4 separate regions of the Homo sapiens genome follow, and regions 1, 2 and 3 are each linked to region 4. The links are chromatin contacts, found by Hi-C or POLR2A ChIA-PET in ENCODE. All regions are on one chromosome and are shown on one strand. Each heading gives the region's core, a stretch centred on a gene start or an enhancer-like site at or near the end of the contact. The rest is flanking DNA. Distances are from core to core; before and after follow the strand shown.

Evidence for each region. A loop is a pair of places that touch in the nucleus more often than their neighbours do. ChIA-PET counts read pairs that join two places held with the same protein, here RNA polymerase II (POLR2A). Pooled maps may share reads with other maps.
Region 1: a map of Right ventricle myocardium inferior shows a loop between it and region 4 (1.9-fold over the local background). The contact joins the enhancer-like site here to the promoter of FILNC1 in region 4. A Hi-C loop is called at or near these places in 1 of 168 maps with a recorded cell type or tissue (Right ventricle myocardium inferior) and 5 of 50 pooled maps. POLR2A ChIA-PET finds 5 or more read pairs at or near these places in 1 of 52 experiments (A673).
Region 2: a map of MCF 10A shows a loop between it and region 4 (3-fold over the local background). The contact joins the enhancer-like site here to the promoter of FILNC1 in region 4. A Hi-C loop is called at or near these places in 6 of 168 maps with a recorded cell type or tissue (CD14-positive monocyte, IMR-90, MCF 10A and 3 more) and 4 of 50 pooled maps. POLR2A ChIA-PET finds 5 or more read pairs at or near these places in 6 of 52 experiments (AG04449, AG04450, BJ and 3 more).
Region 3: a loop to region 4 is called in a map of MCF 10A, with 2.4 times the contacts of the local background. The contact joins the enhancer-like site here to the promoter of FILNC1 in region 4. A Hi-C loop is called at or near these places in 1 of 168 maps with a recorded cell type or tissue (MCF 10A) and 2 of 50 pooled maps. POLR2A ChIA-PET finds 5 or more read pairs at or near these places in 1 of 52 experiments (AG04449).

The regions. Positions count from the first base shown.
Region 1 is chr6:139,508,940-139,511,639 of GRCh38, forward strand. No RefSeq gene overlaps it. Among named protein-coding and RNA genes, the nearest start is that of LINC01625, 36 kb to the left of the region's middle. Within about 2 kb of position 1,373, at least 2 of the 41 ENCODE cell types and tissues checked have a DNase peak (open chromatin) inside an H3K27ac peak, as active enhancers do.
Region 2 is chr6:140,042,065-140,044,764 of GRCh38, forward strand. All of the region lies in intron 1 of LINC02941 (long intergenic non-protein coding RNA 2941), which reads left to right. All of the region lies in intron 2 of LOC107986652 (a long non-coding RNA gene), which reads right to left. Among named protein-coding and RNA genes, the nearest start is that of LINC02941, 67 kb to the left of the region's middle. Within about 2 kb of position 1,372, at least 8 of the 41 ENCODE cell types and tissues checked have a DNase peak (open chromatin) inside an H3K27ac peak, as active enhancers do; they include CD14-positive monocyte and PC-3, where a contact is called at or near this core.
Region 3 is chr6:139,401,725-139,404,547 of GRCh38, forward strand. No RefSeq gene overlaps it. Among named protein-coding and RNA genes, the nearest start is that of CITED2, 28 kb to the left of the region's middle. Within about 2 kb of position 1,379, at least 2 of the 41 ENCODE cell types and tissues checked have a DNase peak (open chromatin) inside an H3K27ac peak, as active enhancers do.
Region 4 is chr6:139,769,672-139,772,371 of GRCh38, forward strand. It overlaps FILNC1 (FOXO induced long non-coding RNA 1), which reads left to right and starts at 1,402. Exons shown (of 3, transcript NR_038399.2): 1 at 1,402-1,452. RefSeq lists a silencer at 695-872.

The sequences.
Region 1 (2,700 bases), core at 123-2,622, 260 kb before region 4:
GCCTTGAATTAATGCTATACATCTGTTCTGATTTTATGCTTTTGTCATTTTTTCTTTGCATTATACCATTAAAAAGTTATCATATAGAAACTTTCATGAATATTCTGTATTATGAGATATAATATTCTGCATCATTCTTTAAACTTCCACCAAAGTTCTACTATCACAGAAATTTTATTGGAACAGGGCTTTGTTTTACTTTATTTATTCATTTATTTATATTTTTAGAGACAAGGTCTCACTCTGCTGCCCAACCTGGAGTGCAGCGGTGCAACCCTAGCTCACTGTAGCTGCAACCTCCTGAGTAGCTGGGACTACAGGTGCATGCGATCACCCCTGGCTAATTTTAAAATTTTTCGTAGAGATGGGGTCTTGCTATGTTGCCCAGGCTGTTTTTGAATTCCTGGGCTCAAGTAATCCTCCTGCCTCAGCCTCCTAAAGTGTTGGGATCATAGGCATGGGCCACTATGCCTGGCCTACCCCATTTATTTAGAGGTTACATTTCTCTAAATAAATCATAGTTTCCATTGCTCCACACCCTTTCCAGTCTTTGGGATAGTCATCTTAACTACCAGAAATACAGCCACAATCTCAGATTTGAACTAACACTAGCCGTAGGTCAGTAACAGCTGTCACAAAATCCTTGAATTTTGCTTTGCAGAAGATAGCATCAGTTTAATCACCCAAGGGAAATGTGTAGAGTAGAGCAAGTGGTAACAGGACGTAGATCCACTGACATCAGTAAGAAATGACAATTGACAACGGAGGGAGAGTTTTAAAAAGCAGTTTGCTATGAGTGGTAAGATTATATGAGGGCTTTTGAATATTCTCCGGAAAAAGGCCATTTAAATGAGAATAAACTAGTTGTTTATCTTGTTTATCTTGTTTCTAGTTATTTGTCACAGTAGTTTGGAGTATGTTCTCTCTCTTACACAGCTCTGAGATGAGAAATAAAATGGCAGTGATAAATAAGCAAGGTTAGTCTGATGTGCTGATCATTCTTAGATTCAATTAAAGTTATATTCTGTGTATAAGATATTTGTAACTGTATTTTAAAGACGAATATCACAAATAGTTAAAAAAAGAAGTCCTTGAAGTAATATGTATCAGGAAAAGAAGAGCTCATCGTCTCCTCTAAAAGGGAATTAATTATCTTTTATCCAGTATACGTATGGAGCCAATCAGTGAGTGAGATATATACAGGCCCTCTGACAATTGTCAGAAGGTCTTGACATAGCTGCTAATGATCTGTTGACAGGAACAGCTGGTGATAGGAACAGAGGTGAGTGTTACTAGAGAAGAAGGCATGAAGATCTCACTGCAATGGTGCAGTGAGAGAACAGTAGACACGGTGCCAGCCAGAGCCCCATTAACTGGCCCTTAGTAAATTCCAGGATCCAAACTTTATGGTCTCTACTTGGCATGGAATAAAGATAAAAAAGGATTCTGTTTGATCATCTCCTTAATATCCATATACGAACATATTCCAAGGAGAAAACTGTGCCCTTTCTGCAATCCTGTACCTGAGTCTTTTAAAGAAAGCACAGAATATTTTGGACCTGATGTTCATTGGATCATTTGTCAACATGCCAAATAAACTTTAGCTCTCAGAGCACTTGGAAAACATGTTTTGGAGAGTCTGTGTAACATTCTGGGTGGGGCAGTTTCTAAAAGGCTCAATCTTAAACACAAAACAGAGCAGTAAGACCAGTGATTAGTATCGATGCAACAATTTTACAGCTATGCTGAATGTGCGCTGTGTTAGGAATGCTCTAAACCCATGCCGGGTCAACACGTCTTTCACCTTATGTTGCCCGAAGAGTGCTAAATAGTGTGTGTTACACATTTTTAATCTTTATCCAAATAAACTTAGTTTCTGCAAAAGTTATTCGATAATAAGAATTTATATATATTTCTCTTTTGGCTTCTAAAAATTATGAAATATTTCATACATATAAAATAATAAATATGAAGTAAGTATAAATGATAACAGTAAAATTTATATCCCTGTTTTTATCACCTAGTATAAGAAAGAAAACTTTTCTAATGCCTTTGGCACTCATATGAGTTATTTCTCACACTCCTTCACTTCAGAGATAACAACTGTCCAGACTTTTTGTGTTTATTATTCTCATCCTTTTCAATAAGTTTTACTACATATAGATATAGGTAGACAGAGATACACACACACATACACATATATACTCCTTATATATATGAATCCCTAACAAAATAGTATTAGTTTTACAAGTATTTGAACTTTATATGAAAGGTATACTATTTTATGCCTTCTGTGATTGGCCTTGTTTGTTCAGAATTTTATTTGTGAGATTCATTCATATGCATGTAGTTGATTCTCTGATGCAGAGTATTCAATTGTATAAATAGACCACAAGTTATCTATTTACTCCCCTTACCACTGACAGCCAGGTTGTTTCCAAACTATCAGGAACATTCTTGTGGATGTCTCCCGCTGTTCACAAGCAAGGCTTTCTAGAGGATATAGAAAGTGGAATTGCTGGATAGTGCGATATATGCATCTGTAACTTTACTACATAATGCTAAATCGTTTTCCAAAATCAATGAGCCAGTTCCCACTCTCACCAACAGTGGATCATAGTTTTCATTGCTCCACATTCTCTCCAACATCTGAGATAGTCAGACTTTTAAATTCTTGCCAATTCAGTGGACATGAAATGG
Region 2 (2,700 bases), core at 122-2,621, 270 kb after region 4:
GTGGGTCAGAGTAGGTGTTAACTCTGGCTGTTGCTATGGAAATGATTTAAGCAGCTGCATTTGCAAGGTTAAGAGCCTCATTCAAACACACCTACAGGAAATGTTATACTTTGGGGGAAGATCTGGGTCAAACATAAGCAATGCAGCACTATACCTCAATTGACAGCATAGAGTTCAGAAGGCCCAGGAGCAAGGTTGCTCTAGGGACATTTGCAGGTTTTCAGGTTGCCTCACTCTAGGGGTGAGAGTGAGGAGATAGATGCTGCTCTCTCTCTGGCTCCCAGAGTGGAAATTACAGCAAGACCAGCTACATCATGTAGCATCAGGGACACCCTTTCCTTCTATTAAATAGAAGCCACCTCTGAGGATTCCTAGCCATATTTATTAATCAGAAGAAATGATTGTTTTTGATAACCCCACAATAAGGGTGCTATGAGGGACCGATGCTGAGCCTTGTTTGAAGTGTATTCTTCCAGTCTCTCAAAGGACATCAAATAGCAAATGAAGCTGTATTATATGGCATTTGTATAATTTCATGTAAATTCTCAGAGGTGGAAGAAATACAAATAATCACATCTGCCCACACTTGAGATGCGTAAAAAGATAATGTAAAGATACAGAGTATCTCTTAAAGTCTTTAGAAAGAAAAGCAATAGAAACTACGGTCATATTTTGATATTTGTTCTGGGATTACTTTGGATTTTTATTTGTCTTTTTACAAACATAGCCTCATTACAGAGGGAGTTTTTGGACCTGGTTTTGAAACAGAGGTAATATTTGTCTGTTATATAGTAAGAAGACTACTCAACTTTATTGTCCACAAAATCAAAATAATAAAATTTAAAAGGTGTTTTCTTTTCTTGAGCTGGTAAAACTCATAACTTTTTTTAAAAAGCTCATTTTTTATTATTTGTGTTTCAGAGTTCACCAAGTAAAACAGACTGAGCTGGGCCATTACCGTTCTCATCAGTTTAGATTTATATGATGCATGCATTGAAATGAACATCTGGACAGTTAGAGAATGCATTTCAATTGAAGGCCCTTGTAGCATATTTTTTTTCCATATTTAGAGCATTCCTGTGGAAAACAACACAAGTAGGAAAACAACATACAGTAAAAGAGAAATATTTTTAAAAGCAAGAATTATCAGAAATGGGATTATTGAGAATTTTTATTGCACACAATAAAGGTATAAGTGGGATCATAAAGCACCATGCAGAAATAAAACCCATTGACTATTTGGGCTTTATCTTGAATCCAGAGAGCCAATGAACTTGAACTCATATGTGACTTCCAAGGCAACTAGCTGTAACCACAGTTACTACTGTCTCCAAGGCCCAAGAGGAGATTTTCAGCCTGGATAAGTATTTCATAGAGACATTTGAGCCAGGTGCTTTATGTAGTAGGATCGGTGATTCAGTGTGTGGCATTTAACAATGTGAGTCAGAATTAAATGAATGTCTTAGTATTATAGTTGGGGAGTTAATGGAAGGGCCATCTCTTGGATGAGTCATTGAACATAGATCCTGCTCTGAACCACTTGCTAAAAATTGTGCAATCATTTTCACAAGCAGATAAGATGATAACCTTGATGTTCTGCCCTTTCTAAGTTCACATGATCAAGCTGCTCATCTCTCTGTTTCCCCAAAATAGATTTGAGCTATAAAACCACCTTTCATCTTTATTCATTATTTTTTTCCACATGTGTTCTGTGCCTTATTCATTACATGTAAATAATGCAATTATGATATTTTAACTCTTACAGTATTCTATTAGAGGTAAACTGCATTTGTTATTTATAGTCTTTCTTTTCTCCAAAAATACTTGAGGCAGCTTATAAAAGACACAGATATGCTAAAACTATTCAAGCAAGGGCAAATGAATGTGATTACGGGCTATGCTAGGTCAAGAGAGAATTTATAGGCTAAAGATAGCTTCTGAAACTGAGCATCAAATTTAGCTTTGAGCTTCCTGAAAATTATTTTCAACATGCATCATTTTGCCTTTTTAATAAATGTCAATGTCTGCATTAGTATCTTCTATTCTAGAATATAAGCTTAAGAGGGAGACGGTGCTACAATTTAGTGTGATTTGTCAATCAGATGGCAAGTTTATTGAGGATGAGTCAGAACTATAATGTGAGACTGAGTAAGTAGGGTGAGAATTCAAAGAAAAGGAGAACCAATCACTTGTTCCTGTCTTCAATGAGGTAGCTGGTCAGTTGAATAAAACCTGTCATACATTTGAGATGTCTCTCACCATGGAACATATAAGCTAATGAATGTTCACAGAATCCTAACTGGGGATACAATTGTGGGAAAATATTACCCTTAATTAATATATAGTCTGATATTTGAGCAGTTATAGATTCAAGGCAGAAGGCTAGCTTTCAAGGGGAGACTTTCACTCCCATACCTGGCTGCTGTATGACTGCCCTAGGGCAGCAATCACAGAGACACCACAGGGCAGCCTCTGTTAGGATTAGGATGACTGAGGCATGGTCTAGTTGGATGTTAGGACTGGGCTCTATTTAGCCTACACAATCCTGTATAATCTTAGAATTAAAGAAAAAAGAAAGAAACGAAGGAAGGGAGGGAGGGAAGGATGGAAGGAAGGAAGGAAGGAAGAAAGGAAGGAAGGAAGGGGGAGGGAGGGAGGGAAGGGAGGGAAGGAAGGAGGGAGGGAGGGAAGGAAGGAAGG
Region 3 (2,823 bases), core at 129-2,628, 370 kb before region 4:
TGGGATTGTAGGTGTGAGCCACTGCATCCGGCAGGAGCACTGTTAATAAGTACAAATGCTTCATGCTAGTCTCATAAATTGTCTTGGGTTCCATGAGGGTGTCTGCCATCATCATCCCTCTGCCATGTCCACCTGGAAAATCCCTCTTCACCTTTCAGGATTCTCTTATGCATAATTCTTCAGAGAAGCTTCCCTTAATTCTCTCTAGATGAGATTAGGAGCTGTTTCTGGGGTGCTGGCTGCTCTAAGCATACCTTGTTTTGTATTACACCAATTTGCTTATTTTCCTGCCTTGCACAGCTAGGATTGGAGCTCCATGAGGCAATGACTACGTCTTATTCACCTCTGATTTCCAATTACTGTGTACTCTCTTAGTAAATGTCAATTGGATTAAGTATAACTTTGGAATTCCCATAGCTTTTAGGTGGAAAAGTCATTAATTTTTTTTTATAACATTTTCTTTTACTGTTTGTTTAACATACGTTTCTGGGATTAAAATTGTTTTTACGTTTTAATAAATGTTTACTATTTATTAAAATGAATACATCTGATACTACATATCAAATTATGATTGTATTTGAAATGTAACCGGGTATTTAGGGCTTTTGCACCATTTTTTCAAAGCCCCTGGATGGATAATCCTCTCACTAGCATTCCGCCTATGAAACAATTTTGAGGGGATGTCCAGGATCCACATTCTTTGAGGAGTGTTAATACCACACAAAATATTTTGAGAATTTGGGAAAATTCTGTGTTCACATGTGACCCAACTGAAAAACCAAGTGAAATTTCTTGTTCTCCATCATTTTTTTTTTTTTTCCGAGGCGGAGTCTCGCTCTGTCGCCCAGGCTGGAGTGCAGTGTTGCATCTCGGCTCACTGCAAGCTCCCGCTCCCAGGCTCACGCCATTCTCCTGCCTCAGACTCCGGAGTAGCTGGGACTACAGGCGCCCGCCACCACGCCCGGAGAATTTTTTGTGTTTTTAGTAGAGACGGGGTTTCACCGTGTTAGCCAGGATGGTCTCAATCTCCTGACCTCGTGATCCACCCGCCTCAGCCTTCCAAAGTGCTGGGATTACAGGCGTGAGCCACCGCTCCCGGCCCTTGTTCTCCATCATTATTCTGAATCTCTTTGGCTGAGTTTCAGCCAGCCTTTCTAAGTCTTGAGCCCTTGAGAAAGAATGCTTGAAGTGGGATGAATGAGGAGTGTGACCTGTTTCCCATCAGAAGGGCGTGAAATGCTCCACAGGCTTTTAACATTTCTGGAAGTTAAGGAAGAACTTATGAATCACATCCATACATCTTTTCCCTGGAAAAATACACCTGCGTCATCTACTTCCTCCTCTCCTCTCAGCCAGGAAATGACACCCTTGGCATAGAGACACCGTAACAACAGGTCTGATGTGTAACCAGGCCCAGGAACAGGACCTTTAGAGAGCATGTGATGGACTTCTCCCATTGCCTCTTGCTGGCCTGTGGTTTCTCTCGTCCTCTAAGAACACTCCTGTTGGACGAGTGGGAAGAATGACTAACATCGGTCACAATCTTTGAGCACTTAATGCTGTGCATGTCACACTCTGACCTGCTGACAAATGTGGAATGAAAATAGAATGAAAGAGGACTTCGCAATTTTAGTAATGAATTACATCTGGTTGAAGTATTTAGAGTTCACAAACTTTGGCCCGAAGCTGAGAGTGAGGGGGTGGTGGGGGTGTGGTGGGGAAAGAGAATACATCAGAATAATGCACTCAGAGCATGAATACTGTCTTTAAAAGAAAGTTTTGTGACTTTAGTTTGTAATTGCTATAATGACAGCACCTTAGATTTTCAGGATGTTGCTTCTGCTCCTGTTCTGCACCGTCTTGTTCTTTTGTTCAGTTTATTCAGTAAACAGCTGGGAAGCACTCAGTGTGTCTAGGCCAATAGCAGAGGTACTGGGCAAACAGATGGGAGATAGGCCCCTGGCGTGGGAGCCCCTGTTCTGCTTTTCCAGACACCTGCTTTGTGACACTTCCATTCGGGGCCCTACCTCCGTGCAGGTGCTTCCAGTGCAGGGGATCCTGCCTGCCCTGGATATGTGATGAGCTACTTTGTCCCAAAGACTATAAGGAACAACTAGTTGGGTGATTAATAGTATGTTCTAGGTGCTGTACTAGACACTGCACAAATATTACTTCAGGCATGCAGGTAGAATAGGGTAATGACTGAGAAACTGGCTTCAGAGACCCACAGGCCCCAGCTCTGCCATCCGCAGTCTTAACCAGCACTCTTAGTACTCATCAGGACTCAATTAGCATGCTTACTAGTTGGGCCCTGTCTGTTTTAGTTTCCTCATTTAAAAATAATCTTGGCCGGGCACCGCGGCTCAAGCCTGTAATGCCAGCACTTTGGGAGGCCGAGGCGGGCGGATCACAGGTCAGGAGATCAGGACCATCCTGGCTAACACGGTGAAACCCTGTCTCTACTAAAAAAAAATAAATAAAATTTAGCCGGGTGTGGTGGCGGGCACCTGTAGTCCCAACTACTCGGGAGGCTGAGGCAGGAGAATGGCAAGAGGCCGGGCGGCAGAGCTTGCAGTGAGCCAAGATCGCGCCACTGCGCTCCAGCCTGGGCGACAGAGCGAGACTCTGTCTCGAAAAAATAAAAAATAAACAAATAAAAAAAAAATCTTTACTTAGGTTGACAGGAGGATTAATGAAAGGAAATTATTCTTTTTTGGTTGATTCTCAAATCCATAGTTCATGCCAAAATTCATTTCTCCACCCCAACCAACCCCACATGCATTTACAAGATCTTTGGACATCCTGAATTATTTTGGAAATTTG
Region 4 (2,700 bases), core at 152-2,651:
CCTACAAAGAACTCAAACAAATTTACAAGAAAAAAACAAACAACCCCATCAAAAAGTGGGCAAAGGATATGAACAGACACTTCTCAAAAGAAGACATTTATGCAGCCAACAGACACATGAAAAAATGCTCATCATCACTGGCCATCAGAGAAATGCAAATCAAAACCACAATGAGATACCATCTCACACCAGTTAGAATGGCAATCATTAAAAAGTCAGGAAACAACAGGTGCTGAAGAGGATGTGGAGAAACAGGAACACTTTTACACTGTTGGTGGGACTGTAAACTAGTTCAACCATTGTGGAAGACAGTGTGGCAATTCCTCAAGGATCTAGAACTAGAAATACCATTTTACCCAGCCATCCCATTGCTGGGTGTATACCCAAAGGATTATAAATCATGCCGCTATAAAGACACATGCACACATATGTTTATTGCGGCACTATTCACAATAGCAAAGACTTGGAACCAACCCAAATGTCCATCAATGATAGACTGGATTAAGAAAATGTGGCACATATACACCATGGAATACTATGCAGCAATAAAAAGGATGAGTTCATGTCCTTTGTAGGGACATGGTTGAAGCTGGAAACCATCATTCTCAGCAAAGTATCACAAGGACAAAAAACCAAACACCTCATGTTCTCACTCATAGGTGGGAATTGAACAATGAGAACACTTGGACACAGGCAGGGAACATCACACACTGGGGCCTGTCGTGGGTTGGGTGGAGGGGGGAGGGATGGCATTAGGAGATATACCTAATGTAAATGATGAGTTAATGGGTGCAACACACCAACATGGCACATGTATACATATGTAACAAACCTGCACGTTGCGCACGTGTACCGTAGAACTTAAAGTATAATTAAAAAAAAAAAAAAGTGTCCTGTGTGTTTTTTGTGAAAAAGCATTCCTAGGCCTGGTGCCGTGGCTCACGCCTGTAATCCCAGCACTTCGGGAGGCAGAGGTGGACGGATCACTTGATGTCAGGAGTTCAAAACCAGCCTGGCCAACACAGCAAAACCCCGTCTCTAGTAAAAATACAAAAATTAGCCGGGCGTGGTGGCGCATGCCTGTAATCCCAGCTACCTGGGAGGCTGAGGCAGGAGAATTGCTTGAACCCGGGAGGTAGAGACTGCAGTGAGCTGAGATCATGCCACTACACTCCAGCCTGGGTGACAGGGTGAAACTCTGTCTCCAGAAAAAATAAAATAAAATAAAATAAAATAAAAGAGAGATTCCTAGGCAGTATAAATTAAGCTTATTCATTCTCAATTTTTATTTTATTTTATTTTTTATTTTTGGTGTCCTTTGCAACTACTTGGTCCTTCTTCGTGGTTCCTCTTTCCTCTCTAAACTCTCTAACAGTTTTTCGTTCTTGTTGTCATCCGTAGGATTTGCAGAAAGAGCCAACAACTCCTACAGATGATGACAGTTCTCATTCTGTGAGTTTATCTGATCCTTATTTCATTTTATTAATACAACAATGGCAATTTTGGCTGCTTATACTTTTCCATTTGGCTGCTTGCTATAGAGCTAGAGGGACTTCAAAGAGACTCACATGAAATATTTTTGTTTTATAAGTAGAAAAGCTGAGGCCTAGAGAAGTTAATTCACTTTTATGAAACTCTCAACTAGTTAATCTAATTAGTTAATCACATTAGTTAATCTAGTCTATTAACACTTTTCTTAACCTGAAGTTGAAGTTAAAAATATCTTGACAGATCTAATGGTAAAATATAAGATTTGTGAATGTGCCTCTTAAGCAATGAATGTTTTACAAATGGAAGGAATTATTTTTGTAGCTCAGTACAATCTTCGCAATAGCAGAATTATTCTGAATTCCTGATGCATGTTTTAACTATTATTATGAACATGTATCAGACACATTGTTAACAAGAGTTTCTTATTTCAGAAATGATTCCAGTTCAGTAGAGAAGGCACCTACATAAATGAGAGATCTAAGATTGTTAGATAAGCGCCGTAAGATAAGAAAGCTATGGGTCAGAGGTTTTCTGGTGGAGAGAGTGTTCACTCTTCCGGGAGGTCAGGGGAGACTTCGCAGAGAGCAGGTCACACCCTCCGACACCTCTCAGTCAACACTGCATCCTTTACTTGAAATGATCTTTTCTCCTCCGTTCTCCGGTGAACACACACAGGAAACTATGTCTTTTGGTATTTCGTCAGAATATTTTGTGTGCTGTTGTAGAAGATTTTGTAGGGCTAAGTGGTTTTTGGACAGCCTTATGGATCATGTTTCTTGTAAAAAATGGAAAACCAGTGGAACATCTTAGGCAGGGAAACGGGTATGTGTCTGTAGTATTGATGCCTTAAGTATATTGAAACATCATTGGTGTATTCCTGCACAGACCCGGTACATTTGTTCGGACATTTACAGGAAACCTTTCATTACTATTAGGCTTAGGGTTCCAACTTCGTTTTATTCATGATCATGCCTCATCCTTGTACAATCACGTCCCTAGTGAAGCTATAATAAAAGTAAGATGCCAAGAACTCAGGTATGGAAGAGAAAAAGTTTGTCAAGATTCTGAAAGAAATTAGGGAAATCACTTAAGTTCTCCAGGCTTGTTAACTCCTCATCTTTCTTCCAAAAATTTTCTTTTGTTGGCCGAGTGCCGTGGCTCATGCCTGTAATCCCAGCACTCTGGGAGGTCGAGGCGGGCGGATCATGA